Regions from separate parts of the Homo sapiens genome. Here region 2 is linked to region 1. A link is a loop called in an ENCODE intact Hi-C map of the cell type or tissue named here. Cell type or tissue: CD4-positive, alpha-beta T cell. All regions are shown on one strand. Each heading gives the region's core, and the rest is flanking DNA. Links, peaks and the distances in the headings are about the cores only. Region 1 holds the start of LINC01621 (long intergenic non-protein coding RNA 1621). Region 2 overlaps SH3BGRL2 (SH3 domain binding glutamate rich protein like 2).

Evidence for each region. A loop is a pair of places that touch in the nucleus more often than their neighbours do. Peaks named below come from ENCODE experiments on the same cell type or tissue, not always from the same donor. Only the 100,000 strongest peaks of a DNase experiment are listed, where the experiment ranks them.
Region 2: a loop joins it to region 1, with 2.1 times the contacts of the local background. A loop is called at or near these places in 3 of 110 quality-filtered maps.

The regions. Positions count from the first base shown.
Region 1 is chr6:79,804,305-79,819,955 of GRCh38, reverse strand. It overlaps LINC01621 (long intergenic non-protein coding RNA 1621), which reads left to right and starts at 7,710. Exons shown (of 5, transcript NR_131786.1): 1 at 7,710-7,836; 2 at 8,406-8,429; 3 at 12,615-12,742; 4 at 13,908-14,060. RefSeq lists an enhancer at 12,285-13,484. In CD4-positive, alpha-beta T cell, for the core only: CTCF peaks have their summits at 5,696 and 5,897 (motif pointing right); a DNase peak (open chromatin) is centred at 5,915.
Region 2 is chr6:79,637,565-79,653,215 of GRCh38, reverse strand. The region is part of intron 1 of SH3BGRL2 (SH3 domain binding glutamate rich protein like 2); the gene reads right to left. Among named protein-coding and RNA genes, the nearest start is that of SH3BGRL2, 14 kb to the right of the region's middle. In CD4-positive, alpha-beta T cell, for the core only: CTCF peaks have their summits at 6,828 and 7,044 (motif pointing left); a DNase peak (open chromatin) is centred at 7,025.

The sequences.
Region 1 (15,651 bases), core at 4,683-7,182:
TAGTTAAGCAATGCTTTAAATGTTTGTTTTGTTGATTTTTCTGTTTGTTGATGTTTTGTTTTTGTCTTTTCATAAGGAAGAGAATCTGCCATTTGAAGGTTCTCAGGTACATTTCTGCCTTCATTAGGATGGAGACCTCTGTCACTTTGATACAGGTGTCTTCCTTTGGGAAATTCAGTGGAGTGGTGTCCCTTTGATAATATAAACACAGTTAATTCTTGTTACTTGTGGTAGCTATGTTTTCTGAAGTCACCACAAATACTGAATTACCAAATACCGAACCATTGCTTCTAGGAGAAATACAGGATTAGATCCCTGAGAGTCTGGTCAAAACATTTTTGCAAAGTGACCAATACATGCTGTTCTTTTATGTGTGTTTCTGTTTAAAGACAACTTATTTAATATATATTGATTCAGTAACATTGAACTCATAGCCAATAACTCTATGACTCATGCCTGAAGTTTATCCAACATTTTTTTCTCCATAAGCTACATCATAGTCTTCTTGTGCTTAGCAATGCTAGACAGAACTTCATCACTGTGTTTGAGGGGCATTATAAACAGCAAAATCACCAAGAAAAGGCACAAAAATGAAAAAATGTGACACCAAATAGGATGCAAAAAGGACACTTATTTTCAGTATAAGAACTGAGACAAGAAGGCACAGTACTGCCTTGTTTGTTCTCAGCTGAAACATGTGACTCACGTGTTTGCTGCTCTGGGCATATCTGTGAATGACTGAGAAAGGTCCAGGAGTACTGATTTTGGGGTTACAAATAAATGTTATCCAGTAGAAAATTCACAAATATGAAATCTGGGAACAATGAGGATTGACTGTATTAGGAAAGAAGGTTCCCACTGACATACGGAAAGGGTTCGGTAAACTCCTCTGCGGTCTTACCCTTTAAATCTGCCTTTTCTAGTACTTCTTGGGATGCAGATCTAGTAATTAGAAAATTTGTGCATATTTACAAATTTCTTTGGCACAAAGAATTTTCTGGGCATAAAAGGATGGAGAAGTCCTTATTCTTTCCTTATTGTGGTGGAATATTATTCAACTTTATCTTATGGATGGCTAATGATTCCAATTGAGCTTCTCTGGCGGGAAATTTGAGTGGGGCTCCTGAAGAATTCATCATAGGGTTTTCTGAACTACTAATCTGTGCTCAATAGGGAACTCCTTGTTTGACATGGAAGAGGAGTCAGTTTTGAATAGAGTAGCTGAGTCTGGCCTTGTAACTGCAGAACCAGCTTAAACCTATGAACCATTGTTTAAGTTGTTACAGGTGGCACAGAGCCAAGACTGAAAGTCATGTAGCCCTGGCATGTGGAATGAGAGACAGCTTTAACCTTCTAGTTGTTAACACCACCAGCATGGCAGATTAGCTATACTGGAATCATCTGGGACTAGTTAGAGACGCTATAAAAGCTTACCCCACCTCCAGAGCGGGAGAAAGATTTGGGTTTTGGCTCTTGTCTCCTTGCCAGTCAACTTGCAATACAACTTTTTTTTTCTTTTTCCAAAAGCCAGTGCCATATTATTGGCTTCTATGTGTCGGCCAGTGAGGCCATTGCTCGGTGACAGCCTTTCTGATCTAGCCACCATAGTGTGGAGGCATCCATTGAGAATGATGACCATGTGAATGTAAACAAACTATGAGCCATAGCTGTGGCACCCAAGGTCATGGCATGATTTTTTCTGGAGTATAGCATTTAAGGGATGGGATTGTTCTTCCTAAATTAGCTATTATAATCTTTGAAGCCTTAAAAGCACCAGACTTCACTGAAGTCTCCTGGTATCCTTCTTGAATCACTGGCCAAGATTTCCTGCTTCTGCCCAAACAGATTTTGAGTACTCCTGAGGCTTGGTGCTGGTAACATCCATGATAATTGTTGCAGATTTATTTTCTCTTTTGGGAGGTGGGAGTTGTTTTCAGCAGAATCCATCAATTTTCTTAGATTTTTGTGTGATCTTACCTCCCCTTTCTCTGCTCAAACTTTAATTGTTTGAATGCCTGGAACATAACCTCGGGTCCATGTCTTCATGATTTCTTTCTCCCCAGTGATTCGGATCTAGGACTCTCAACTAGATCTAAACGGACTGATCTCTTCTCTTGTGTTCCCATCTCCACATAAAACTGCTTACTGTGCATCTTGGCTTAAATAAGGTATTTAAAACCAAAACTATCCAAATAAAACCTTATTTCTACAGTCTCCACTCACTCTTGTTTCTTTCCCTGTGTTTCTTATCTTAGTAAAAGGCATCACCATTCATCCAACTGCTCAAAACCAGAAAAATTGGGAGTTATCCTTGTTTCCTTTCTTTACTTCATGCATTGTTTCCAAATCCTCAGTAAGTTCTGTCATCCTGTGAAATGCGCCCAGAAGTATCCATTTCTCTGTATCCCCACTGCTAGTATCTTTTTTTTTTTGAGACAGAGTCTCGCTGTGTCGCCCAGGCTGGAGGGCAGCGGCCCCATCTCTGCTCACTGCAAGCTCCGCCTCCCAGGTTCACGCCATTCTCCTGCCTCAGCCTCCCCAGTAGCTGGGACTACAGGCGCCCGCCACTGCGCCAGGCTCATTTTTTTTTTTTTTTTTTTTTTTGTATTTTTAGTAGAGACGGGGTTTCACCGTGTTAGCCAGGATGGCCTCGATCTCCTGACCTCGTGATCCACCCGCCTCGGCCTCCCAAAGTGCTGGGATTGCAGGCCAGAGTCACCGCGCCCGGCCCCCACTGCTAGTATCTTAATCCCAACCGCCATGATTTCTTGCCAGGATGATCTCAATTGCCTCCTACTGGCTATTCTGCTTTCACTCCCTTGTGACTCCTTCTACCAGGTACACAAAAATGATTTTTAAAATGTTGGGTCATATTACTCCTGTTTCACTCTCCCCCTTTTTTTAAGAGACGGGTGTCTCACTCTGTCACCCTGGCTGGAGTGCAGTGGTGCAATTACAGCCTTAAACTCCTGGGCTCAAGGGATCCTTCCACCTCAGCCTTTTGAATAGTTGAGAGCACAGGCATGTGCTACCATGCCCTACTTTTTTTTTTTTTTTTTTTTTTTTTTTTTTTTTTGGTAGAGACAGGGTCTCCCTATGTTGCCCAGGCTGGCCTTGAACCCCTGGCCTCAAGCAATTCTCCTGCCTTGGCCTTCCAAAGTGCTGGAATTATAAGCATAAGCCATGGTCCCGGCTTTGGTTAAACTCTTCTAATGGATCAAATAAATTATTTAAATATTGCTTTCTCAGCAAGGCATTTTCTCATCACCTTTTCTAATGTTGTATGCCCCCTTCAGCACTGTTTATCACACTATCACTTTATCCTCTTTATCAACTCACTTCCATCAGTATGATCTTGTGTATTCTTGTTTATTTGTATATTGACTATTTCCTCCACTACAACATAAATGTAGCGTGCGTGCCTTTTTTTGTTCAGTAGAATATCACAATGCCTTAGCATAAGTCTGAGAAGGTAGTCGCTTTTAAACAGACAATTGCGAATTGGTGAAAGAAAATCTTTTAAGGAGTCTAATACACAGAAAAAGAGCTCAGAGCAAAGCTGTTCTGGTTTTATGGGAAGAACGGAGGGAACGGTTAGTTGTAATGGTAGACAGACCCTCACTCGAACCTTTCTTCTGGTTCCTCCTGAGGCTTCTCAGAGAACAACTTGAAAATCTGGAGCACTGTAGGGAGGGGAGAAGCCAGCAAGACAGAGCTGCCTTGGTCAATAATCTTTAAAATAGTTTTAAAACATCACTGCGATAAATCTGTTGTATTGGTCAGGGGTCTCTAGAGGGACAGAACTAATGGAATAGAGATATATACAAAGGAGAGTTTATTAAGTGTTAACTCACATGATCACAAGGTCCCACCATAGGCCATCTGCAGGCTGAGGAGCAAGGATAGCCAGTCCGATTTCTAAAACTGAAGAACTTGGAGTCTGATGTGCAAGGGCAGGAAGCAGCCACCACAAGAGAAAGATGTAGGCTGCGAGGCTAGGCCAGTCTCTCTTCAAATTTTTCTGTCTTCTTATACTTTAGCTGAGCTGGCAGCTGATTAGATTGTGCTCACCCAGATTAAGGGTGGGTCTGCCTTTCCCAGCCCACTGACTGGAATATTAATCTCCTGTGGCAGCACCCTCACAGACACACCCAGGAGCAATACTTTGTATCCCTCAATCCAATCAAGTTGACACTTAGTATTAACCATCACATTAGTAAAAATAGTAGCCAGGGTCTATTCATGGTTTTATACATTACTTGCAAAATGCCTTTCATTGACACGGAAGCCTCAAATAGTAACAAGCAAACAACTAAAAACTTCCTTTGCTGAGCCGAAACATCTTTGGTAAATAGTTTTGTGATAGGTATTTGAATGTTGCTTGGGAGGGCTATCAGCCAGGCCACTAGCAAACAAATCCTCAAGCCAACTAGGAAAGTCTCTAAAAGTGGGTAGGCAATAACATTGGGAAAACAAACTGTAAGCGTGGTACTGTTTTCTGGCATCAAGTTATTGGTTTTGTCACTGAAATAGTAAACAATTCACTTCCCAAGAAGTTGTCTGGTTTAGAAAATTGCATGTAATAAATTTCTTATTCTGAACATTAAGAAAGCAATAAATAATTTTAAGAAATTATTTTTTCCCATTATCCAAAAATATATAACAAATATTTTCTTTAAAAATATTGATTTGTAGGGCTACCTTTCCCAAAATATTCATACGTCTTGACCTTGCCTGGAATAAATGCATGATATTCTCAAGGGAATACATCTCATTTGACAAAGCCCACCACACTCCTCCAACCATAATGACGTGAATCCTGGACAGATGGCTAGACTCTCTCACAAGCCCCAAAGCTCTATTGAATTCTTGCCTTAATGAAAGAATAATTGCTTTAGACTGTAAACTTCCTGATTGCTCTAGTGGAGATGATACTTAGGATGAGAAATCAAATATTTTTCAAGGCATTTGATTTTTTTATATAGAACCAAATTTTAATTATTTAAAAATTATATTTAAATATTTTGAAATAATGTTTTCACTTAAGTATTACAACTCCAAGAATAGGACAACAGGTTTTGGAAAACAGACCTATGCCTTGTAAGCATAGGCACAATGCAAATGTTGATTTGTTGACAGCTGAAAGTAGGAAAAAAGAAGGAACCGAAAAAGGACCAATCCTTGGTATTAGTCAGGACTTTTTAGTACAAATTCAGAAACCTCATATCACACTAACATTTATTATTATAAAGGCATTTATTGGCTCATAACTGAAACACCCAGCAGTACACATGGCTTCAAACACAACTGGAATTGGGGGCACAAGGGATGTCACCAGGTTCAGTTTCTCTCTATCTCAGCTTTTCTTGCTCTATGGTGACTTGATTCCCAGCTCCGCTTTGCAGAGCTTAGACAGCTTCCAGGCTCACACTGTTTTTACCATTATCTGTGTGAGTGGAAAATAGTACCTGCCTCTTCCTGGACTGTATTAGTGAAAGTGTCAGTGGGTCTTACTGGCTTTCTCTGAGCCAGTCACTGCAGCCTGAGGAATATCACAGATCAGAAAGGACTGCTAAGATCTAGGAGAGTCCAACCATATGTAGGTCAAAGTTACAGGACAGGGACTAAGGTCCAGGGAAGAAGATCCAGTTCCTGCCCCACTGATAGAGGCAGCCTGAATTTGGGCAAGTTTCTTCATCTCTCTCAGCTTCATTTCTTCTTGGATAAAAATTCCTAGTTTATAATGTTTAGAGGATTAAATGAAATAAATAAAGCACCTAACAGAATAGTAGACTCTCAATACATTTTAAAGATGATTTAATTTTTATTCTATTTCTTTTCTGGCCTTTGAGTCCAGTCACTGCATAAGCATCAATGACCACTGTCGCCACTAGGTGGCAATCATGTGATGGAAGGTAATGGCCTGACTTTCTGGCCAGTGAAAAATTAAGAATTGGCTGAAACCTGACAATTGGCAGTGAGAGGAAAGCGTGGGGGACTGTGAGTCCAATTCCTGCTGCACTGAAACCACGCTGTGTGACCTTCATCAAGGTCTGAATTGATCTATAGCCTGGATTTCCTCAAGTAAAACTTGGAGGCCAATTCAGTCTTCATTTGTCTATAAAATCTTTTGAATCTGTAAAAAGAGAGTCTTATAGAGTAATAACTGTGACTGTAATCTCAAAAGCCAAAAACTGTTCAACAGTCTTGATTGTTAATATATAGCTTAAAAATATGATTGTATGAAGCATAATCCATTCATTTATTGCTAAGTTTTAGCTACCCCAGGGATCCAAAAAGAGTTCATGCAATTTTGTAAGGTGACTAATGGGCTCGCAGAGATGCTGTCAAGTTATACACAGCCCAGAAAATCATCCTCTGAGGCATGCAAGTCAGAAAACTCACTATTAAAAAAAGTCACACTGAGCAGCTTCAAAAGTATTTTTCCGCCATGTAATTATGTTTTAATGCTAGGTTCTTAAAATCACTTGGAAAAGAAGAAGCAGCTTAAAAAATTTCAGGTCTGAAATGTGTTAGAAGTATCTGGAGCAGCAGGAGGATGAATCAGGAAGTGACATTTAATTGGGTTTAAGAACAAAAATGATGACTCTCCACTTTTGCATGAATCAAGCCTTTATAACAAAGTTGAAATAAGATGATGTGATAAAAATTAGCATTTATCTGATATAATAGATTGGGGGGATATTGTATTTTCTTAATATGAAATTCTTTAGTATAAGGAAGTTATGTGCTGGTTCCATCTTGATTAGTATAAAAATCCTTGTAAAAGGAGAACCAATTGAAATTCCAGGGGTGTCCACACGTTTCTTCATTCCATGGAGATGTGGAACAGCCTAGTCTAAATACTTGACCTTTATTTCTCAGCATGCTTTTTTTTTAGGATAAAGCCTCCTGAATTCTTAAACCTGGAAGGTAGGGGCGAGGATTTGTTGGTGGCGTGTGGATCAAATGAGTTCAGGTTTTCTTTATCCTTTATAAATCTCAACTTTGCTTTACACAGTGCCTTATCAGAGGGGAGAGATCATTAAGGTATATATGTGGGGTTTTTTTATTTGTTATTTTTTTGCTGCTATAGAGGTATCTGAGAGAATGAGGACTGTTTTGCTTTTACCTCTCTATTTTTCCCTTCTCTATTTAAAGGAGGTAGCCAGAACCGTTGCCCTCTGGGTGGTTTGTTGTGAGGTCAGAGCAGAAAGCCCTGACCTTTAAGATTCCTTTAAGGCTTAAGATGCAGCATGCTGCCTGTGCCCCCAGTTTCTGATTCAGCAAGTCTGGGATGGAGTTCAAGAATCAAGAATTGGCCTATATATATAAACTTTAAGTTCTGGGATACATGTGCAGAACGTGCAGGTTTGTTACATAGGTATACACATGCCATGGTGGTTTGCTGCACCCATCAACCGTCATCTACATTAGGTATTTCTCCTTCTAACTGTAACTACGGGACCCACGTGCTGAGAACCACTGCATTAAGGTAACTGCTCCTCCTGGCCACCTGGAAACCTACCTCCCTTGCCTGAAACCTGAGCTCACTGAGAGGGCTGGCACGGGCGGGAATGGGTCAATGAGTTTGTCCAGGGAACATGGAAGCTTTTGAAATGGGAGGAAGGGACATTCCCAAAGCCCCTTTCTTGGCACTGCCCCCAGTCAAGCTGCTACTCAGGTGAGAATGCTGTTTGAAGGGAAGCAGCTTGGTGCAGAACCAGGAGAGCCAGCCGCCTCAGTTAGAGCCTCGGAATGAAGATTCAGAGCACTCTGGACCCACTGAGAGACTTGCTCATTTTCTGGGCACCAAATAATCCTCCCAATTTTTAGGTAAACCCAGGGAGGAGGGGAGGAAACAAATAATGAAGATTGAATTTCTTGCAATTCAGTGACATAGGGGATGGCAGCCATATTGAATTTGATTTGAAGAAAATAGGTATTTCCTGCCTACCCAACTTTTAGTAGATGCCACATCAACTACATGAATTTCTGGATTAAAACATACAATCTACATATATTAATATTTGTGGCCTTAATACAAGTTCTACCCTTGCCGTGGCTCTGTGTTCACTTGGCAGGGAGGGGCAGAGCTTATAAACTGAGCTGTGCAAATCTCACCCTTGTTCAACCATGTCTTGCTGAGCAGGCACATGGGGGCTGAAACCTAATCAGGCTGAGAGAAAAGGGTGACGTTTGCTAATTTTCTAATGTACCCACATAACTCCTGCATAATCTGACATCATATGAATATATCACACTTAAGGCATTTTCTCATTGACTTCTACGTGGTTTCTACTTTTCATTGCTATAACAAATATCCTAATACGTTTCTCCTGCACTTGTGGGTTTTTTTGAATTAGATACCTGAAATTTTGACTTGATTTTTTTTTTTCTTACAGAAATTCTGTCAATGGGACATGCATGTGAGTTTAGAAGCAATTCTTTCTTTAATATGCAGAGGCTTCTGGGAGTGCTCAGGCCATCAACCAAAGGTGTTCATTAGCCCATACAAGCTGCTTTCCTCAATTTCTAGATGAGATGTACTGTTATGAGAAAATGGAAGAAAAATTACAGGAGAACAAATAGGGAATTGCTAAGATATGTACATCTGTAGTGAGGAGAGGAGTTGGGGGCTTGGGGGCAGGGGTGAAATGCCTAGCGACTTAAATGACATAAGGCACTGATTTCTTGAGTGTTGAGTAAAGGGATGTTAGAAGATAGAAAATTGCCAAGGATTAGTTTGTAACTCAAAATTATAGCTCAGTCCAATCCCATTTCCCACTAAGAGGGGGAAACATCTTTGTCTCCCTCTTCTTTCCCCTCTCCCACAGGAGTAGCTGACTCCTCCCTGTTCCAGGACCCAGGGCTCAGGCTGACTTGTGTTAAGCTTCCATCTGGGTTAAACAGATTTCAGGAAGATCACGTGGAAAATTAAATGCCACCGCAGCATTGTTTCTATAGGAAATGAGTTTCTCTTTGCAAACAATTATTTGCTTTCGGTACACAACCACTTATCATAAGGAGGGAGCCTGTCTGTGCTTATAAAGCTTAAATTTGAAGGACTCCAGTTATCTTAATTTAAAATTAAAATAGCCTAATTTGAGAAGAAACCATGTTCTTAAATTTCCAATAGATGTTCCAATATGTATTTACTGCAATTTCTATGTTGGGGTGGTTTGTTGTCATTTTAAAAGTGAGGCTGGAACACTATAATATGTCCTGTCTTCTTTTTGCCTGTTAAACAAGGCGAGCTAGGGCAGCTTCTCAAAAGGCTCAAGAGGCACAGTCAGTGATCTCAGGCCACCCTGGATGGCGGGAGGCCACGAGAGGGGGCTTGCACCACCAGCTGCAGGGAATTGTTAAATTCCTGACCTAGTTTTTGAAACTATTCAAGGAGAAAGCAGGGACACAAATACTAGCTCTAGCCTCGTTCAATGAGACCACGTTCCTGTTTTCATTTCACTTTAGCCGCATTTGTTCGAGCAGCAGGTGAAGCGCCTTTCAAAAGACTGTCATCTCCAAGGGAAGTCATCTGTTTTACATTAATTGTCCATTAGTCTCCAAGCCTCGATCCATTAAAGTCCTCAGCCACTCATTACGTATATTGTGCAGGAGTCCTGCTGTCAGCTTTTCAATGCAGAGCTGTTTTTCTGCATCTGACTTAATTGCTCTAAGTGCCTGTTCCTTTGAGAGAGCCTAGAGTGTACCAATTAATGCTAACTTTTTCCTTGCTAGGTTGAACACATAAGCCATGGTGAGGCCAGTTCAGCTGCTATTTACTCGAATTTATTAGAGACCCTTCTGCCTTAAGCTCACACAGTGGGTAGTTTACATCAGTACTGCCCTGTTTGCCTGATGACTCCTGGATATGTTTTGAATGGACTTAATTTTCTATAGTGAAAATGCTCCATAAATTTACAATCTATCCATGTTATTTTGAAGAGGGGTTTAAATTCCATTTGCTCCTGATTAGTTTAAACATGTAATTTTTAAATGCATGTGGCATTCTAAACAACAGCTTGGATGAAATTGACTTTGTTGATGGAAAAATTAAGCTTTCATCCTTTCAAATGACAGCTCGAGGGGTGGCCGTACAATAATTTAATTACCGTAGCTTCCTTAATTACAGCCGACTCACCTACCTTTAGCTCCATTACCGTTTTCCTTAATAAACACGAATAAATGGACGAAAAACAAAAATTAAGAAAACCAATCTTAGAGTAGCTTTTATAAAATTTTGATAGGCATAGAGGCAAATACAAATATGTGAGACTCAGAGAAACATATTAACCCCTTCAACTCTAAAAGAACTAGAAAAACCACAATTTTGTTTTTTTCTTTTTAAAATTGTACCATAGTCCCACTTATTAATACTAAATTTTATATTTTATTAATATTCAAAATATCCAATCAATATAAATTCCTGTCAAGATGGTAATATATCTATAAATTCAGATTCTGAGTAATGACCTGATATTAATTGAATTTATTGCAGGTTTTTAAATCTTTACTACAGTTTAATTCCATCCTATAACTAAGTTTGTTAACAAATGGCCCTGTTAATATATAATTAAGTACCTGTGTATTGATTTGCTTAATTACATCTAAACAATACCAAAAAATAAAAACCACACAGATGCACCCAGACTGATTTAAATTGCAGGATATCATGAAAATTAAAGACAGACTTCTGTGTCTTATTTCCTGAGGATTGTTGGGGAAATATGCACTTTTGGCATAAGCAAACTACTTAGAACAAAAATAGCAACCATTCTGGGAAACATTTACATTAGGTGAAATCTGTCTCTGAGGCTGTCTGCCTTCCACCCAAGAGCTCCCTGACATGGCAGCGTCCCCTCTCCTCTCTATTCTCTCACCTTCCTCAGCTGGAGGCCAGTCGTGTATCTCATGTCACATGGCCCTGGTTAGTAACAAGGCATTATTAGCAAAGACAGCTATTTAGAGGTAGGGTTTTGAACTCTCTGAGGATTATCATTTTCTTCATCTTCACTATCTTCATCCTCATCTTCAATCAACAGTTTTGAGAGCAGACTGTGTACAGAGCACAGAGAGCCACTGAAGTTGTTCCCCTCTCCCCAAAATAGTAACCTTTATCATCTAGATGAATGAGCTCCTCTGATAAATTCTACAAGTATTGTTTCTGCTTCATGGGCATTGAGAGTGGCCTCCTCCATCTTTACAGAAGGAAATTATCACCTCCAAGTTAGACTAGTTTATTCCTAGAAAATTCCTTCAATACCCCCTCATCTGTAGGATATTCATTTAAAAATCCTATCAGCTTTTTTTCTCAACAGTTTTCAGGAAGAGAGCTTTGGAAAATACTAAAATATCAGTCTAACAAATTCAAAGACATATATTAGGGCCTTTAAAACCTCATACACTTCCCCTTGGCCTCCCGGATAATGCTCCTTAATCCTAATTAGCTTTTACAGCATGATTAGTGTTTGCCAATGATGATTAGAGGTGCCAAATTCACCAAACCAATTAGTAGCAGAATTGTAGGATCCTGGTGCGGCTTTATTTTGATTCTGATTCACCTTTTACATCATCTTTGTCGTTGCCTCATTTGTCCAAGGTAGCAATGCTTCTATATTTCTGTGTTCTCATTTTGACTGTAGTGTTTTGATTGAGAGTCTGGAATGTTGTTCACACAAGGGGAATCTTGCCCAAAAGAATATTACTTCTAAGGTCTTCACTCAGGAGTTTAGTCATGTACTTGTGCTGCCTTTGTATTAAAACTCTTTGTATTAAAACCCTTCTGATTATGGTTGAATCTGTTCCCCACCTCTGACAGATACACCATAGGGTGACCCCTAATGAGTCATGCTCTTAATCCCCTTGCCATGAATGTGGGTGGAAATCATAACTTGCTTTTAACCATAAGATACAACAAAAGTAAGGAAATACCACTCCTGTAATTATATTTATGGCAAAGTCGAAGGGACTTTTTTCAGGTATAATTAAGATCCCTAATCAAGTGACTTTTAGTTAAACAAAAGAGCATTTACCCTCAGTGGGCCTGGCCAAATCAGTGAGCTTTTTAAAAGAGGGTCCAGGCCCTCCCTGAAGTTCGAGACCTGAAGCAGTAAAGACTCTTATTTCTGTTGCTGGCTTTGAAGAAGCAAGCTGCCATTAATTCTACAGTCATAAAGACATGAATTCTGCCAACAACCTGCAGGAGCTTAGAAGCAGATCCTAGCATTTCCATTGCATCCTCCAGATGAGAATGCAATCCACCTTGATTTCAGCCCTGTGAGACCCTGAGCAGAGAACCCAGTTATGACATGCCCAGATTCCTGACCCACAAAAACTGTGAGATAACAAATGGGTATGGTTTTTAGGCCATCAAATGTGTGATTATTTATTATGCAGCAATAGGAAATTGATGCACCACTCTTGCAATAAAGATACTTTGTTTTATTATCCAGTATCCCATATATCGTTTTTAAATAAGTAGATCATTATACATGAACTCCACACAAGGGCTTCTTATACTTTGTTGTTAGAAAACTTACCCAAGTCACATCTCAGGCTCTAGAGATGACTTACCATCTAACCCTTATGTTTCCTATCGACTTTACTGTTAGATAAACTAGAAGATTTGGTGCCCAGCATGAAGAATAGTTCCTTTCAAGTACCTGTATGTCCTGAATGTATTCCTTCCAGTGGGTTCTTGGTCTCGCTGACTTCAAGAATGAAGCCTTGGACCCTCGTGGTGAGTGTTACAGTTCTTAAAGATGGTGTATCTGGAGTTTGTTCCTTCAGATGTTCAGATGTGTCCAGAGTTTCTCCATTCCAGTGGGTTCGTGGTCTCGCTGACTTCAGGAGTGAAATCGCAGACCTTTGCAGTGAGTGTTATAGCTCTTAAAGGTAGTGCAGACCCAAAGAGTGAGCAGCAGCAAGATTTATTGGAAAGAGCAAAAGAACAAAGCCTCCACAGCATGGAAGGGGACCGGAGCGGGTTACCTCTGCTGGCTTGGGTGGCCAGCTTTTATTCCCTTATTTGGCCCCGCCCATGTCCTGCTGATTGGTCCATTTTACAGGGTGCCGATTGGTCCATTTTGCAGAGTGCTGATTGGTCCATTTTACAAAGTGCTGACTGGTGCATTTACAATCCTTTAGCTAGACATGGAGTGCTGATTGGTGCGTTTTTACAGAGTGCTGATTGGTGTATTTACAATCCTTTAGCTAGATAGAGAGCACTGATTGGTGTATTTACAATCTTTTAGCTAGATACAGAGCACTGATTGGTGCATTTTTACAGAGTGCTGATTGGTGCATTTACAATCCTCTAGATAGAAAAGTTCTCCAAGTCCCCATTCGACCCAGGAAGTCCAGCTGGCTTCACCTCTCACCTGGACACATCTGTCCTTTGGCTACCTTTACATCAGTGGTTCTTTCACATTTTGGTCTCAGGGTTTCTTTACATCAAAAATAATTGAGGACCCAAAGAAACTGTGTTTATTTGAGTAATGTTTATCATCTACTACATTAGAAATTAAAATGGGATGAATTTTAAATCATGAGAATGCACAGGCACACATTCCGTTAGCAGTCAATAACATCATCACTCAGCATGGGAAAACCCACGGGTTGCTTGTGAAAGAGTGAAAGGAAAACACGAGGTAACATCATAGTATTATTACAAATTGACCTTGCAGATCTGAAGGGTCTTGGGAACCCCTGGAAATCACACTTTGAGACCACATCTTGAAAACCATTGCTTTATGTTTTTAGCATTTTTTGTTTTATATTGCATTAAATTTTATTAAGCCAACTTACATAAGTTTATAAAATATGAGGTAAACTTTTTTTAAAAAATGAAAAAGGCAAAATACTAGCTATGTAATTGTGCTGTTTATTCCCCACCTGCCCCACAGATATGTGCTCACCCTTCTCTGCTCAGCTCTGTGCCTGGGAGGCTGACCTCTACAAACTGCATCACCAGGCTTCCGCCCTCTGGCTTCCAGATGGATTTGGCCAATGGGCAGCACCAGTGGGAAAGGAGAGGACAGGAGGAGAGACAGGCTGAGGTCATGTATTTATCCCCCTCTTCCCTACCCCATGACAGTTCTGACAGGCAGCCCCTCCGTTTCTCCAGCTCTCAGCTGAGCTCCAGTAACAAGCTTCCTTCTCTTTCCCCTTTAGGGTTGGGGTGGCAAGAGCCACCACCTGGGTGTCTCACTATATCTTGTTGGCTTCCCTAATCCTGCCTACATTAATCATTTTTTTTAAATTTCAAACTCTCTTGATGCTTCCATTTGTTTCCCGAGGAATCCTGGCTAATGGAGCAAGCTTGGACACATTCCTTCATTTCACAGGTCCTCAGTTTATTTAGCTGTAAAATGAAGGGCCTGAGCAGCCTTTCCCAAAGTGGATTCTGCACATCAGTCTCACCATATTCCATTTTGTATTCTGTGGTCAAATATGTTTGGGGAACACTGAATATAATGTCCCCTTTTGGAGAGCCACAATTTGTGGCACCGTGTCAACAACTCTGAGAGGTCCTGAAGTAGATACACCTGTTTTACCCTGTTTAGTTCAGCATTTCCCAAATATAGTTAACAATGGAACCACTGTTTTTTGCTTGTTTGCTTTTGCAGAAAACCCTAATAACATAGAGAAAACACCAGATCAAGTTGGGCCATGTATGGCATTGTCTTATTCTGTGGAAAGGTATTCATTGCATATTTTTGAATATTTTCTGTTGGCCCCTCAATCCTGAAGTCTAAAATTTCCCACCCATGTGGCTCAGCTTGCTCTAGGCACAATAATGGAATTCTATTTCTGTGACCTCAATACAATGTTGAGCTTCTCTTCTGACCATGACTTTGTCGTGGTAAAGAAGTATCCCTCTAATTAAGATCAGGATTGAAAATAGAATTCCAGGAATAGTTGAATACACAATACACATTTACATACAGCACAATTGCATCCAAGCCCCGTGGAGTGTGGTGGTGCAAAGTAAGGTGTGAATCCCACTGAAACTTTCTGAAAGTGTGTGGTTGTCATGAACAACACTGACAAATCTGAGGCCCTCCTTGCTTCCTGTTACAATAAGTAACTACCTTTTCTTCTTTTTCTTTTGGAGACAGATTGGAGTGCAGTGGCATGATCTCAGCTCACCGTAGCCTTGACCTCCCAGGCTCAAGAGATCCTCTCACCTCAGCCTCCTGAGTAGCTGGGACTACAGGCACATACCAAATGCCCAGAAAATTTTTTTCTTGTGAGGGCTGGTGGGTAGAGCCTGGGTCTCTCACTATATTGCCTGGGCTGGTCTTGAACTCCTGGGCTCAAATAATCCTCCTGCCTTGGCCTTCCAAAATGCTGAGATTATAGACGTGAGCCACTGTGCGCAGCCAGTAACTACCATTTTGATCAGATCATTTCTAGAGAAATATATATCCCCTCCTGATTTTCTATTGTCAAAGCCCCAGTATCAGGCACTCATCTCTTTCCAATGTGGCACAAAGCAGGGGGCTTACCCCACTTCCAGGGCTGAATCCTGGCTGAACTAAGCCCATTTGTATGACCCCATTCTCTTTCCAATAATAGGTTTAGGAGTGGGCTTGTGACTCATTTCTAGCCAGTGGGACATGCAAGAGAGGTGGAATGCTGGGAGTT
Region 2 (15,651 bases), core at 5,642-8,141, 170 kb after region 1:
GTTGTCTTTTTTGCTTGAAATTTTTGATCTTGTCCTGAAGACTAGCTGCTGCTAAAACAATGCTAACCTAAAGATATAGGAGTCTCTTTGACAAAATGACCTTCATGTTAAGGGGAAATGCTGTTTATCTACTCAGACATGCATCTGTGATGTTCATAGCCTTGTTTCAGTTATAATAGTTGTCTTGTTTTTTTCTTAATTGATTTTGTTAATAATACCTTAACACAGGGTAGGGAAAGGTGGCACAGTGTATTGCATTATATACATTTATCATTGATTTACCTAATGTTACATTGTAGATTAAACACTATTAAGTGTTAATACTTGAAAAGGAGCACTTATTATACCATAAGTCTTAGGAAATAATGTTTGTAATAAACTTAACTATGTTACATATCAGCAGGCAAAAATATAGAACGTTACATAGTGTTACATGATGTGATTATAGTTCCTGCTTTAAAAAAAAAATTTCTAAAAGTCACCCCCAACCCAAAATATCCACTGGGTCCCCCCTCCTTACTGCTAGGTCTATTCTCCTCTGCATGGAGGTTTTTCAGGCATTGATTCATCCTGAAAATATTTATTGAGTACCAGGCCTAAGATGTCAGGCACCGTGAGAGATCTCAGAAACCACTCTGACTCCATGCTCCATCTGGGCCATACCTAGCCTACCTCATGTCCTACTGTACACCTGAAATCCAATCTGGTTACAGCCTCTCTCAGAGTCTCAGTGGCCAAGGACCAGTTTGCTGTCGTTCTTATACTAATGTTCCAATCTGTTGCAGAATGATACTTTTATAAAACAAGAAACTAATTTCTAGAAAAATTAAATAACAAAGATAAGCTATAAACCTGAAGTTTTCATTACTATAGTTGATAAAATTACTCAGTAAAGTCGCTATAAAAGTTTCTAAATGATTACCCTCAATGGCAGTACTTACACTGGTAACACAGTTAAGTTCATGGACCACACTTTGAGTAGCCCTGCTGCAGACACACTTCTGAGTCTTCACTTTAAAGGTTCTTCTCCACTAAAATCCCCTCCATATTGTCCATACTTCCTATCCAAGTTCTATTTATTCTTCACAACTCAGCCTCAAATCCACACTGCACTCAACTAAGCCTACCCAGTTGTTCTTAATTGGAGGTGATTTTGCCCTCCTGGGGGACATTTGGCAATGTCTGAAGACATTTTTGGTGGTCACAGCTGAGGGAATTTGGGAGAAGGATACTACTGGCACCTATAAGTAGAAGCCAGGGATGCTGCTAACACATCCTAAAATGCACAGAACAGCCCTCACAATAATGAGTTATCTAGCCCAAAATGCCAGCAGTGCCAAGGCTGGGAAACCCTGATTTATCTAACCACTGCCCTCCAGAATCATCTCCTTCACCAAACTCCCATTTATACCCACGGTCACCACAAACTAGCATGTAATAATATACAGCCTTGCACTGTTTAATAACAGTTGCATGTGTCTGTGCCTCTTTCCCTGACAACCATCAACCTCTCTGGAGGATGAAGACAATGTGCACATCACATCTGCACCCCCATGGGTCTCAGTCAGGTAGCTTCAGAGGGGCTGCTTATACCCAGCAGCTGATTTATTCCCGTTTGATGTAATGCAAGTGGCTCTAACTACTTTCTCCATCAACATGTGTATAACAAACTACTTTTAGTCTGCATTAAAAAAAGAAACCTTAATACTTAGTGATGTAAAGCCTTAATAAAACGTTAGCAGAACCATGGAATGAAAGATGAGGGTGGTTGGATTTTACTGTTTTTACATTTCCTGTCAAGATTGTATGTTTATTTTCTAAAGAAAAAAGTCAGCCAAGCATAAAATATGAATTTACGGTGCCACTATTTGATGAGATTCTCTCTGAAAATTATATACAACTCTTCATACACGTGCCTCCTGTTAATTAGAGGATACTTTGTAGAAGACCAGTTACAGCAAAAATTGCTGTAACAGTCAAAATCCTCCACAGTAAGAAGGAAATCCTGCTGAGGATAGTATTTTCTATAGACAAGAATTGCAGGACTCCAGCCAAAGGCCATGTCCTTATCAATGTGCGTAGATGCCACTCTGCAACACAATGTGTTTTGTAATATGTTGTTCTCATTTCTGTATCAGTCAGTCCTCAATTGTGTGAAAAGTTATCCTAACAGATTATATAAAAACGACTTCTATTTACATTTGAAAAATAATAAAGAACAGGATGATTTCCAGAATTACATTTTAATAGTTATATAATTATATGTTTACATAATTATTTATATATTTATACATTATTTATATATTACTTATATATTTTTATATAATTATTTATCCTTATATAATTAGTTCACATTTCCATAGTAGGCATAAATTGATATACTTAAGGGAAAGTCTGGATGCCCTCACCTGCTGATAATTTGGATATTTGTCTTTCAAATCCCACATTGAAATTTGATTGTCAATGTTGGAAGTGGGGTTTGGCAGGAAGTTTTTGAGTCATGGGGGCAGATCCCTCAAGGATGTCTTGATGCCAATCTGACCACAGTGCATGAGTTCTCACTCTTGTCTCCCCCTTGAGAACTGACTGTTAAAAAGAGCCTGACACCTTCCTCCCTTCTCTCTCTCATGTCCTTCCTCTCTCCATGTGATGCCTGGCATGAATAGATGCTTTCTGAAACCCTCACCAGAAGCAGATGCTGGTGCCATGTTTCTTGTACAACCTGCAGAACTGTGAGACAAATAAATCTCTTTTCTTTATAAATTACCCAGCTTCAGGTATTCCTTTATAGCAACCAAATGGACTAAGACACCTGCATTCTATGGACTCACCTTCTGTCTTGAGTTGGTCATCTCATCGGTACTTTCCTCCCTCCTTGGGCTACTGAGTAATGTTAGCTTCCCTGTCTACTGAAAACTCCAACTATCTAACTTTGGCTGGAGATTCAATGCTATTTCTGTCCTACATAACTGCCACTGGGAACTTTTGTATCTTTCTGAAATCTCTACAGGCACTTGCCCTTCCCTCAGATGATCCTAATTCCTGCATTCCAAATAGAAGAATGTCCAACTTGGAGTGTGCCTGCAAATTCTGGTCTCTCCACCTCAAATTTCTCTATATCTTCAGCCATATAATTCTCCATTCCATCTTGACTCCAAAGAAAAAGTGAAGAAATTAACAAAGGAGAATTAGGGTAACTGTGTGTGTGTGTGTGTGTGTGTGTGTGTGTGAGAGAGAGAGAGAGAGAGTACATAAGAACTAGCATTAAAAATAACAAAACAAAACCCTTTAAAAAGGTCAAGAGGTTCACTCAGACGTTTACAAGGACTTTCATTGTGCTAGACACTTCCCGAGGAACTAGAGAAACACAGGTGACAAAACAAAGCCTCTAATTTGATGCAGTGCAAAGTCTAAAGGGAAGAAACAGAGCTTGCTTACAAGTAACTTCAATTTGAAATTGGCATTAACAGAGGCATGCCTATAGAGCCAGGGCAATCAAAGGGAAAAGTGCATGGGGGCTAAAATGCTATACCTATGTGTAGACAAAGAAGAGAAGCACAGCAGCAGAAACATAAAAAGGAGAAACACAAAAAGAACAGCTCCTAGGATGATGGGAAAAGAAAGTCTGTAAGTATTATAATGAAAGGTAAAAAGAAGAGATGATGAAAGGCAAAAAAAGGTGCTACAAATGTGGGGGCCAGAGGTAGGAGCAAATAACCTACTTTCTCCTGGAATTGGAAATTAAGGTTTTCTGTATACTTGAAGCTCACCCTGCCAAACACAAATTTATTATTATATTTTATTTTAAACTACTTCTATTTAGAAATCTTTCTAAAATATACCACATATGTTTCTGCATTGTAAAGCCAAGACATCAAACCAAAATATGCCAAACCTGATTTAATCTGTTCTAGACTAAGAATCTTCATGATTATCCATTTTTGTACTTTGATGTGGTGTGCTGACATTCCCAGAGTCCATTCAAATGTAAGTCTGCTGTTTCACTCTATGCCAAACACAGTCTAAAACTATGCTTCTGGAATTCTCCAATTCTGCCTTAAGAAGGGAGCTGTCACTTCTCAGAGCTTCCCATTATGACTTCCCTCACTTGGGCTTTGAGGACTTTCTGCCTGTTTCATTAACAGTCCTCTGGGTGAGGTGGTCCTACAGGGTGGCCCTCTGCCATGAAGAATGTAGAATGAAGAGCTAATCACCTCTCAGTGGCTTTTCTGCTTCCTTCCAGGTCTCCTGCTTCATTCTACATGGTTCTAGAATTCTGATATCGAATAGAATTCTACAATAAAGTTATCTTTAATAACACAGATTCTTCCTGCCACTTATTTAAGAGCAGTAAAATAAATCTTGTCCCTCACAGCCTTTATGTTTTCCAAAGTAGACTTCTAGCTACACTCTAATCCCGTTCCTCTTTGACATGGTCATAAACTCTTGATTAGCTTTATTCTGATATGGAAAATACAGAAACAGTGTTTCTTTTGCATTCATTCAATAAAATACTATGTGCCAAGTGCTCTAAAAGGAAACGTGGGGGAATTAAAAGATAAACAGAACAGGTCCCTAACCGTGAAGAACTAAGAACTCAAAGAACCTTGACTGCATTGAGGCCAGGAGAAGACATTCCACAATCTACAGCATGGAGGGAGGTGGAAGAAAAAATCTCTCAGTTTGGAGGGCAAAGGTGGAAGGGAGGGGAAAGAATAACCTTCATCAGGAAATAGCAATGCCACTGGCTTTGAAGAAATGAGGCAATCTTACTAGACACAATGCAAAGTGAGCACAATAAGGCAAAGGAAATAGCATGAGAAAGGGATGGGAAATTGAGAGAAAAAGCAAAAAGAAGCCATATATATATATTATATATATAATATATATAAGTCAAATATTTATATATATATTATATATAATATATGTCAAATATATATATATATATATATATATATATGCCAAAAGAATAGAGAGAGAAAATGTTGCAAAGGTAGGTCAGAATCAGATCACATAGGGCCCAAAATGCCAGACCAAAAAGGCCTTGAAGCTGTAAGCTCTGAAAGGTCAGTGAAGTTTTTCTAGGTTTCTGAACCTAACACACAAGATTTAATCTTGTTAACAAGATGATTTTTTTCCCTTTAATGGAAAAAGAACTCAAAGGTGAATTATTAATCATTTCATTTGTGTTAATTATCTCTCAGAACCAAGCTCACTATTAAAACACTGCTGTGGAATTAACTACAGGGTAGCCACTTGTCTTGCTCTCACACTACAGGAAATACATACAAATGGAAAAAAGGGGTCATTAAGTCTAAAACAAAGGGCAGCGTGGATATACAAATCAAATTTATGTATTTGACAAAAAAGAACAGGGAAAGCAACATCTGTTCCAATTCACAATAAATACAAAATATTTAGGTCTTTTAACTTTCCACTGGCGTCTTTTAAATAAGTAAAATTTTTTAGAATCTTAAAAACAGCCACTTTCCCAATTCAAGATTTGCTATTTTTCTATCTAGCACTGATGACTTTCTTTGCCTTCATCCAACTAGATATACCTGCCTTCCTGACTTACCTATAGGATGAGTACATTTAGGATTATATTCCATATGAGCCTGTGTTGTACCAATTTTCTATGATCATCTTTGCTCCCCAAGATTAAGAGTTGTTTGGGGGGAAGGATCATGCCATATACTCATTCTGCATCCTGAACATGGCTGAACACTGGACAATAGAAGATATTCATAAATACATAGGAGTTGATTAACCCATTAATTTCCAAAATATATATTCCCTAAAGACTCAATTCTGTTATTCATATGGTCTGCGCAAGGAATAGAAGAAAAATCTGAAATTCAGAGCTAGAAGAGATTTTAAAAAAAAAGATACCCACAACCACTTCTTTAAAAAAAAACAACATTATTAGTCATTAGGAAAATGCAAATCAAAACCACACTGAGATACCACTGCATTCTCTAAAAGTGCTACAATGAAAAAGACAAATAATCACAAATGTAGGAGAGGATCCAGAGAAACTGGAACCTGCATACATTGCTAGTGGGAATGTAAAATGAAATGGCCACTTTGGAAAACAGTTTGGCAGTTCCTCAAAAACACAAAATACAGCATTATCATACAAACCACCAATTCCACCCCTAGGTATATGCCCAAGAGAACTGAAAACATACGTTCATACGAAAACTTATACGCAAACGTTCAGAGCGGCATTATTCATCATAGCCAAAAAGTAGAAGCAACCCAAATATCCATCAACTGATAAATGGATAAACAAACTCTGGTACATTCATACCACAGAGTATTATTCAGCCATAAAAAGAAATGAAGTGCTAATACATTCTACAACATGAATGAACCTTAAAAACATTATGCCAAGTGAAAGAAGCCAGACATCAAAGGTTTCATTTATGATTCTATTTACATGAAATGTCCAGAAGAGGCAAATCCATTGAGTCAGAAAGCAGATTAGTGCTTGCCAGGAGCTAGAGGGAGGTGAGAATGGGGAGTGACTACTAATAGGCATGAATATGGGTGATAAAATATTCTGGAATTAGATTATTGTACAACATAGTAAACATACACACACACAAAAACACATTGGGACATACAATTTTTAAAAGTTAATTTTATGGCATGTGAATTATATCTCAATTATGAAACAACAGCAACAACACAACAAAAAACCTGAAGCCCAGAGAAGCCAAGTTTCTTGTCCAAAGACATAAAGCTGATTAAATGGCAACGCCAGAACCAGATTCCAAGTCTCCCAACTTCCAATGCAGTATGCTAGCTCCATAATACACTGCTCTAGAAGTATTAGGACAATGGATCCTGAGCTTGGAAGCAATGTAGACTTGAACTAGTCATTTAACAGGTCATACCTTATCAGAAGAGGAAGATGAATTAAACGATCTCTTCAGTTCCTTCCAGTTTTAAAGCAGTCTGAGTCCTCTCAGATTGAGACCATTTCCTCTCTGATACTGTAGAGTGGTGGTTCTCAACCAGGGGCGATTTTGCCCCCTAGGGGACATTTGAGAATGTCTGGAGACATTTTTGGTAGTTGCAACCAGGAGGAAGGGTGCTACTAGCACCCAGTGGGTAGAAATAAGGCAAACTGCTTTATATCTACGATATATAAGACAAGCCCCAACAACAAAGAGTTGTCCAGCACAAAATGTCAATAATGCCACTGATGACAAACCCTGGTTTAGGGTATGATCAACTATTTTCAAGCTTTTCAAGGCAGTTCTACCCTAGAGTTAATAACCTCAGAGTAGCAGTTTTGAGATTACAGAGTGACTAGAGGCTGACACCATGCTAGCACCAAGCACATAGCAAATAGACAGGTACTTTTTAACCCCACAGTAGTCAACCTCTCCAAAGAATCAAATATTCAAATGCCAACAGAAGTCAGACAGTTAATAATGTGAAATAATGAAGCCAGCAAACAACTAATAACCATTTAAAACTATTATTTCCTTCCTTTAACACACACACACAAACTTGCTGGCTCCCATTCTTCTTGAAACATATATATAGCCTTCTCGATATAATCTTATGGTTTCCCACTTTTGATAGACATAGATGCCAAGAAATACTTTCTATTATAAGATAAAAGAATATACAAGCTCAGTAACAAATGGCTCAGAGTTGGGAAAATGGTGAGAATGATGAGGGGCTGTGTAGACACCAAGGATACAGGCCCTAAGGCAAGGGGGCATCACTACTCAGTTCCAGTGGATCCATGCCAAGATGCCATGATACCACAATGGAGTGAGGTGCCAGGATCAAGTAATCTTCAGATGTCTTAAGAAGAATGGGAAATCCAGGTTATGTTTGTGTCTAAGAAAGGTAACTCCCAGTATTTAAAATATTTGCTCAAAAGAATTTAAAATGGTATATTAACTCGAAAGAGGGTGTTTCAGACTTGCAACCAGATTGTGACTTCCAGCCTACACTAACCTTAATAAACAATGACAGTTTGGGGTATTCCTAAGGCTATGTTCCATTTAACTCAGGACCTATTTTTTTTTTTTTTTTGAGACGGACTCTCACTCTGTCTGGAGTGCAGTGGTGCAATCTCAGCTCACTGCAACCTACTCCATCTCCTGGGTTCAAGCAATTCTCCTACCTCAGCCTCCTGAGTAGCTGGGATTACAGGCGACTGCCAGCACACCCAGCTAATTTTTGCATTTTTAGTAGAGACAGGGTTTCACCACTTTGGCCAGGCTGGTCTCCAACTCCTGACCTCTGGTGATCCGCCCATCTCGGCCTCCCAAAGTGCTGGGATTACAGGGGTGAGCCACCGCGCCCGGCCAACTCAGGACCTATTATCTGATTATTTGAACATTATTTTTTCCTTAATTAAATCTTTATAGCTCATTTAAAGTTGAAAAAAATCAGAAAATTATTGCCAACTTCAATTTAAATGACACTCAATAATAATAATGGCTGCAATTTCATTAAGCTTCAACAACTTTACAAGTAGATTTTCTGAGATCCAGAGAAGTAAAAAGGCATGTTCAGCCACCTTGCCCATTAGAGTATCAGATCCATAATTCAAATCCAGGTCTTCCTGCCCCTGGAGTCTACATTCTTTCTACTCATCACTGCCCTTGTATCACACAAATTTCTTCTATCTACCAAGCTTATGAGGCTCTCTCAATAATTTACATATAAATAATCTAATATTAGAGAGATGGTTGACAATAAACAAAGCACAATGATCTTGGAGCAATTAAACTGGACAGATGAAGAGTGTAAACAGCAGCTTCATTGACCACTCCTGCAGGCCTCCTCCCTACCAGTGTGTGTTGACTGAATCTTTCCCTTTACAGATGGAGGCTGTCTACACTCCCCCAGACCCTCAATTCCCTCCCTTCCACCAACAAACCCAACTCTGGCCTCCTCCTTTCTACTCCCTCTCTTGCATTCAACTCCCTCAGTAGGCTGCAATATATTGATAAACTCCTTCCACTCACAAGAACACCTTTGTGCAGAGCATACAACAGGGCATAATCAGCATAGAGAACATTTCTCCTAGTAACCTAGGGTTCAAGATGTAAAGGATGAGGGCGCACACCTCCACAGCAACCATTTGTCCCCATGGATCTGTTGCCCAAAAGGCCCCAATATATTAAATATCTCTGCCTATGACCCCATCTCTGGGTTACAGCCATCCTGGCCAACCTTTCTTTCCCCGTATTACCTATTGCCCTCCCATCGAATCTTACTCCTTCCAGTTCAACCCATCAAGTTGGTTTTATTCAACTTTATCACACACAGCAAGAGAATCACATTCGAAGGAAATCATACATTTAGTTTCAGGACATCCAACAAAACATTAAACAGTCTCTTCGGAGCACTGCCTATTCTCATTTCCTTTAACTTCTGAAGTCTTCCTCTGGGACATATCTATAGGAGGAAGACGGTACAGATCTGGCTATCTCAACCTTTTGGGTTCTATGACAAGGCAAGTTGTTTAAAGTTTGGGTTTCTTACTCTTCTGTGAGGGGGCAGGGTAATTATGAATAGCTACTATACCAAGTTACTTTAAGGAGTACAAATAACAAATGCAAGCCCCCTAGTACTGCCTGCACATGTGAATGGTACTCATTATTATTATCACGAAATATTAGTTTTCAATTTTAAATCATACTCCTTTTAGCTTCCATCAGTCTCTGAAGAAGCAAAGCCATTGCTATCACATGATCTAAGGACATCATGCCTACAATTATCAGCTCAGCAGCTGAGTGGAGACCTCTGGAACCACTCCTCAGGAGTCCTGCACAATTCCCTCTCTTTATTACAGCTTGAGCTCAGACACTGTTATTCTAGCATGCTTGTTGCGATAGCACAACCCAGGTTCTCACCAGTCTCTTGGTCAGGGGCTCTTCTGGTGAGCAATGTGGGGCAATATAAAAAGTACCAGGCACAAAATCAGAAGAAAAGGGTTTGAATCTAGGTTTTACCGCTGAGCTGAATAATCCTAGACATGCTACTTAATTACCCTGTGTCTCAACACTCTCATCTGTAAAATGAGTATAAGAAATCATAGTTTGTAGGACAATTGTAAAGATGAAATGACATAAAGTAAATATTGTACCACATTGCTGGACACAGATAAAGAGTAATTGTTCAGCTGCCCTTTCAGTGTTCCAAAGCTCAGCACAATGGGTCCCCTCTTCCAGGTGTCTTTTTCCTTCTCCTGTCTCCCACATTTTTCCACAAAGCCCCTTACTGCTTTTACCATCATCTACCTGCCCATCTGCCAGCCCAACTTATGTTTCACAGGTATTCAAAATTCACAGTGTTCAGATTCACAGTCAGGATTCTAGGAAATTCCATTCATCTTCATTAAACACAGAAATCCTGGCCCTTCACTGTCCCCAACCCCCACCAAATTTGGGGTGACAGACAAGGCATGATGTTTGCAGAGGATATCCATCAATTCAACTTGGTGTTTCATATTCCTTTTCCCGGTTACTCACAGACTCAACATATTCTGTATCAGTTACAAGAATCTGAAAGACAGAGTCTAAATACATGAAGTTTAAGGCAGGGATGGCAAATACGTGGCATAAGTCCTGATCCTCTCTCTGGTACCAGAGCAGGCATCAACAATCAATCACACTGTTTTCCTGCTGATCCCAATCAAGGCTCCAAAACCCCTCTCCCGGCTCTCCAGGCAGCTACTATCCAACAGTCAGAGTTGTCATTTGGGATGAAATCTATACATTATTCAGCAATCCTTAGATCAAGCCAGGGCTCTAAAAAAAACATACACAGTATATTTGGTGTCCCTTAGATGCCAAAATCCTTGGATGCTCAAGTCCCTTATATCAAGTCGTATAGTATTTGCATATAACCTATGTAAAACATGGTATAATTTAAATCATCTGTAGATTATTTATAATATCTAATACAACGTAAATGCTATGTAAATAGCTGTAATACTATATTATTTAGGGAATGAAGACTAGAAAAAGTCTGTACATGTTCAGTACAGATGCAACTGTCCACTTTTTTTCTGATTATTTTTGATCCACAGGTAGGTGAATCCACAAATATGGAACCCACAGATACCAAGGGCTGACTGTATTATGTATAGCAAAGAATAGTGACTATGTGCATAGTAGTAAGCACTTTATAGGGAGTGAAAATATGATCTGAATGGGTCGTGCACAACATGCCATGTACCTATAAAATATCCAAACATTACAGCAGAACTCTAACTAATGGTATGTTTGGTGAATGGCCTGCTCAAATTATAATGTTCTTATACATTTAAGTGGAAAACCCTTTACACTTAAATTTACTAAAATCTCTCCTAAAATTATACCTGTATGCGTTCTCAGCCTAGTAAGTAGTATGTACTGTATATAATTTTTGGACTGTTAAGGAACTTACACAGTTCAAGGTCATTGTGATTTTTTTTTACTGTTATTACTACTACTACTACTGAAGATGATTATGATACAGAAAAAGTAGGTAACATGCACTGAGTTCTCAGTATGTCATGGCACTCAGCTAAATGCCTAATGCAAAATCATTCATTTCATTCAAAGCTCATAAGAGCTTTTCTATGCATAAAATACCATTCCTATCCCACTTACACAAATGAAGAGGCTAAGGTTACTTGTCTAAGGTCATGCCTTTCATCAGTGGCAGAGCTAGGATTTGGACTCAGCCCCCGCCTTAACCATAACACTGTTCTCTAATGATAGATTGCCATAGCCAGGACAGAGAGGTAGGTGCATGGGTTGAATATAAACTGACTCCAGAATTAAAGAAATCAGCGCATACTCAACCCAAACATTTATTTTGGCTAGTAAGCAGTTTGTTTCTCATAAAAGAACAGTGAAATCTAAACTCCCATCAATGAAGGGCCCAGGCTTATAAAGGTGGCCAATTCCCATTTGAAGAAACCACGCTAATGAACATAATTATTAAAAGAGAACCAGTGAAAGATAAGCAGAGACTGTGATTTAAAACAAACCACACACACACACACACACACACACACACACACACACACACACACAAAAGGGTGAGAGAACCACTGAGCTTTAATACACATGGGAATGTCATGAATGAAGAAGACCACACTCCCACGTCTTGTGGAACATGCAGAAGGAAAACAAGCTAACTCAAAAGCTATGCTTATTGCTCTTTGGGTTTTTTGTTTTGCTTTGTTTTGTTTTTAATATTAGATCAGTATGTAGCAATAGCTGCTGACTTTAACTATATTTGCATTTACCAAATACCACTGAACTGACCTGTCAATCAAGTCACCTAATTGTATGTCTCTTACTCTCAGTCCTCCACTCTCAAAGCCACTAGACTGAAGATGACAAAAAGTCATTTCATATTTGGGCCATGACCCAGTAGGAAATGGCAAACACATCCTAAATTAGTTAGAACCCCCTGCCCTCAGTCGCACCCAACGTTCCCTGTCTGCTCCAAGAGCTGAGAAGCAATGCTGGCAGAGGGCCCACCAAGACCCCACAGCAAAGCAGACACACCCTGCCGGATACCTTCCACTTCAGGGGTCAGCTCCAGGAAACAACCCCTTGGAGTTCTGCCAAATACTCAACCAGCTCAAAAGAGTAGATCCCCTTGGGAATAAGCTGTCAATAGTAACAAAGGTGACCAACAAAATTGTTCCCAAATTGTCCCAGAGGCTGTGCCAGCCTAAAAGTGCCTAAGTTTGTAGGGAGGTGGGGCCCCATCTGCCTGGATGCTGGCATCTGAGTTCAGCTTTCCATTCCACTGCAAAGCTGTCATGAACCAGAAGGGAAACATTCAATTAAGTGCTTTTCCAAGCTTTATTTCTGTTTTAGAGTTAGAAAATAAACCAATCAAATATAAAAGAGATAGCAATACTAACCCTTTAAATTACCACAGTCCACTGTGAAACTAGCCAGTGCTGACAGATGAAGTCAGATAAGCCTATTAAGAGAGGGAGACAGAAGGGAAACTGCACTGCCTTAAATTGGGTTGTGCAGTTTCTAGCTGGTACAGGCTTCCAACCTCCAGCTCCTCCCCTCCTGCCCTACTCCTCCAAGCCACCCCAGTGCCCCCCAAAAACTAACACATGGCACATATTCATCACTATCTAAAAATGCTAAACAGAAAGGCTCATTGATATGTTCTTAAGCTAAAACTAGAAGGAGGACCCTCAAAAGACAACTGTATATAACCTGAAGTAGAAGAGTCCCCACAAAAGTTAACAAGCACTTGCCATTTCACAGAAGAAAGAAAATGTTCACTAAATTTTTAAGGCTAACCTCTTTTTTTGCATCACGGATAAACAGTATAAAATAAAATCAATCACAGAAAAAAATGAATACAGGAATGTGGCTTAAATAGAACTTAAATCTCTAACTAACTCTCCAGCTAAAATAATACCCATTTAAAGGAATTCCTGCTGAAAAACTCCTGAAGCCTAAAAGGGTCTCCTGAGTTTAGAGCTTGGAGGGTGATTTTTTTAAAAACTGACATTTAGCAGGTGAAATAATAATTTCTAGACCCCATTTTTAAATATGCATTTCAAAATAAAGTATTTTTGTTGTTGGTGGTGATGGTTTTGGGGTTTGTTTGTCTGAGACAAGGTCTCACTTTGTCACCCAGGCTGGAGTGCAGTAGTGCAATCTCGGCTCACTGCAGGCTCGACCTCCCAAGGTTCAGGCACTCCTCCTGCCTCAGCCCCCCAAGTAACTGGGACTACAGGCACATGCCACCATGCCCCGCTAATTTTTATATTTTTTGTAGAGATGGGGTTTTGCCATGTTGCCCAGGCTGGTCTCGAGCTCCTGAGTTCAAGAGATCTGCCTGACTCAGCCTCCCAAAGTGCAAAGATTATAGGCATGAGCCACTGCACCTGGCACATAATAAAGTATTTTAAACTTTCATATATAGTGATCAGTAAGTCATGCTAATTTCTACTTTAGAAAGTGAAACATTCACTATGATTCTAGATTTTTTTCTATTCTGTCACCCATTTCTAATTTGATAGAAAAAAACACAATTCATTTAAGAACTTTTTATAAATCAAAGATGAAAAATAACTAAGGAAGAAATATTGTTTAGTTAATACCTCACACTGCTTCCTGTTGCCTGCTGAGTTTTTCACCATCAATAGCTCTTTTCCTTTTCAATTTTTGATTTTTAAAAATTGAAAAACAGAAAAAAATCAATACACCATCTTACATGAGTCTTCCTGCAATGTGCAAACCACCTTGTTTTTCATATTATAAATATATGTCAAAATTTAGTTTCCTCAACAATCAACAGAGTGAAAAGACAACCTACAGAATGGAAGAAAAGGTGCAAACTATGTGTCAACAGGAGATTAATATTGAAAATATACAAGGAACCCAAACAACAGCAAAAAAATAAATAATCCAACTAAAATTGGATAAGTGATCTAAACAGATAGCTCTCAAAAGAAGACATACAAATGGCCAACAAATAGATAAAAAAAATTCTTAACATCAGTAATCATCAGGAAAATGCAAATCAAAATGATAATGAAATTGCATCTCACCCCAGTTAGACTATTATCGAAAAGGCCCCAAGTAACAAATGCTGATGAGGATGCAGAGAAAGAGGACCTCATATACTGCTGGTGGGAAGCAGTATATGAGTACAGCCATTATAGTGAACAGTATGGAAGTTTCTCAAAAAACCACAAATGGAACTACCATTTGATCCAGCAATCCCACTACAGAGAATTTATCCAAAGGAAAAGAAATCAGTGTATTAAAAAGGTATCTGCACTCTCATGTTTGTTGCAGCACTATTCACAATAGCCAAGACATGGAATCCATCTAAGTCTTGAACACACAAATGGATAATATGGTATATATACTCAATGGAATGTTATTCAGCCATAAAAAGAATAAAATCCTGTACTCATGGCAACATGAATGCACCCAAGGACATTACATTAAGTGAAATAAGCCAGGGACAGAAAGATAAATACATGTTCTCAACTCGATAGGAGGAGTAAGTTCTAGCATTCTATAGCATTGTAAGATATTTCCAGATAGCTATGAGAGATTCTGAATATTCCCAACACAAAGAAATAATATTTGAGGGGACTGATAAGCCAATTACCCTGATTTGATCACTATACATTATATATACAGAAATATCACTAGATACCCCATAAATATGTATAATTATGTGTCAGTTAAAAAAACTTCTAATTCTTCTATTTTCTTAATAAAAATAGTTTGTATGCTACTTATAATGGGTAAAAGAATATTTGCAGAATTTGAAGTATATTCCAGAATTTAAAGCTTATCTTAATGTTTCTTTCTAATAGCATATAATTTTGAAACATTATCATATATGTTTTTCTTTGAATAACTGGGTCAATGAGAATTTCAGGGAAATAAAACACCACCAATCTCTGCACTCAAAGACATAGTTCTTGATCAGCTCGATTTGTTTTCTTATGTAATTGTAAGTGAAATACATTTTCTTTTTTTTTTTTTAGAAGGAGTTTCACTCTTGTCACTCAGGCTGGAGTGCAATGGCACAATCTCGGCTCATGCAATCTCTACTTCCTGGGTTCAAGTGATTCTCCTGCTTCAGCCTCCCAGGTAGCTGGAATTACAGGTG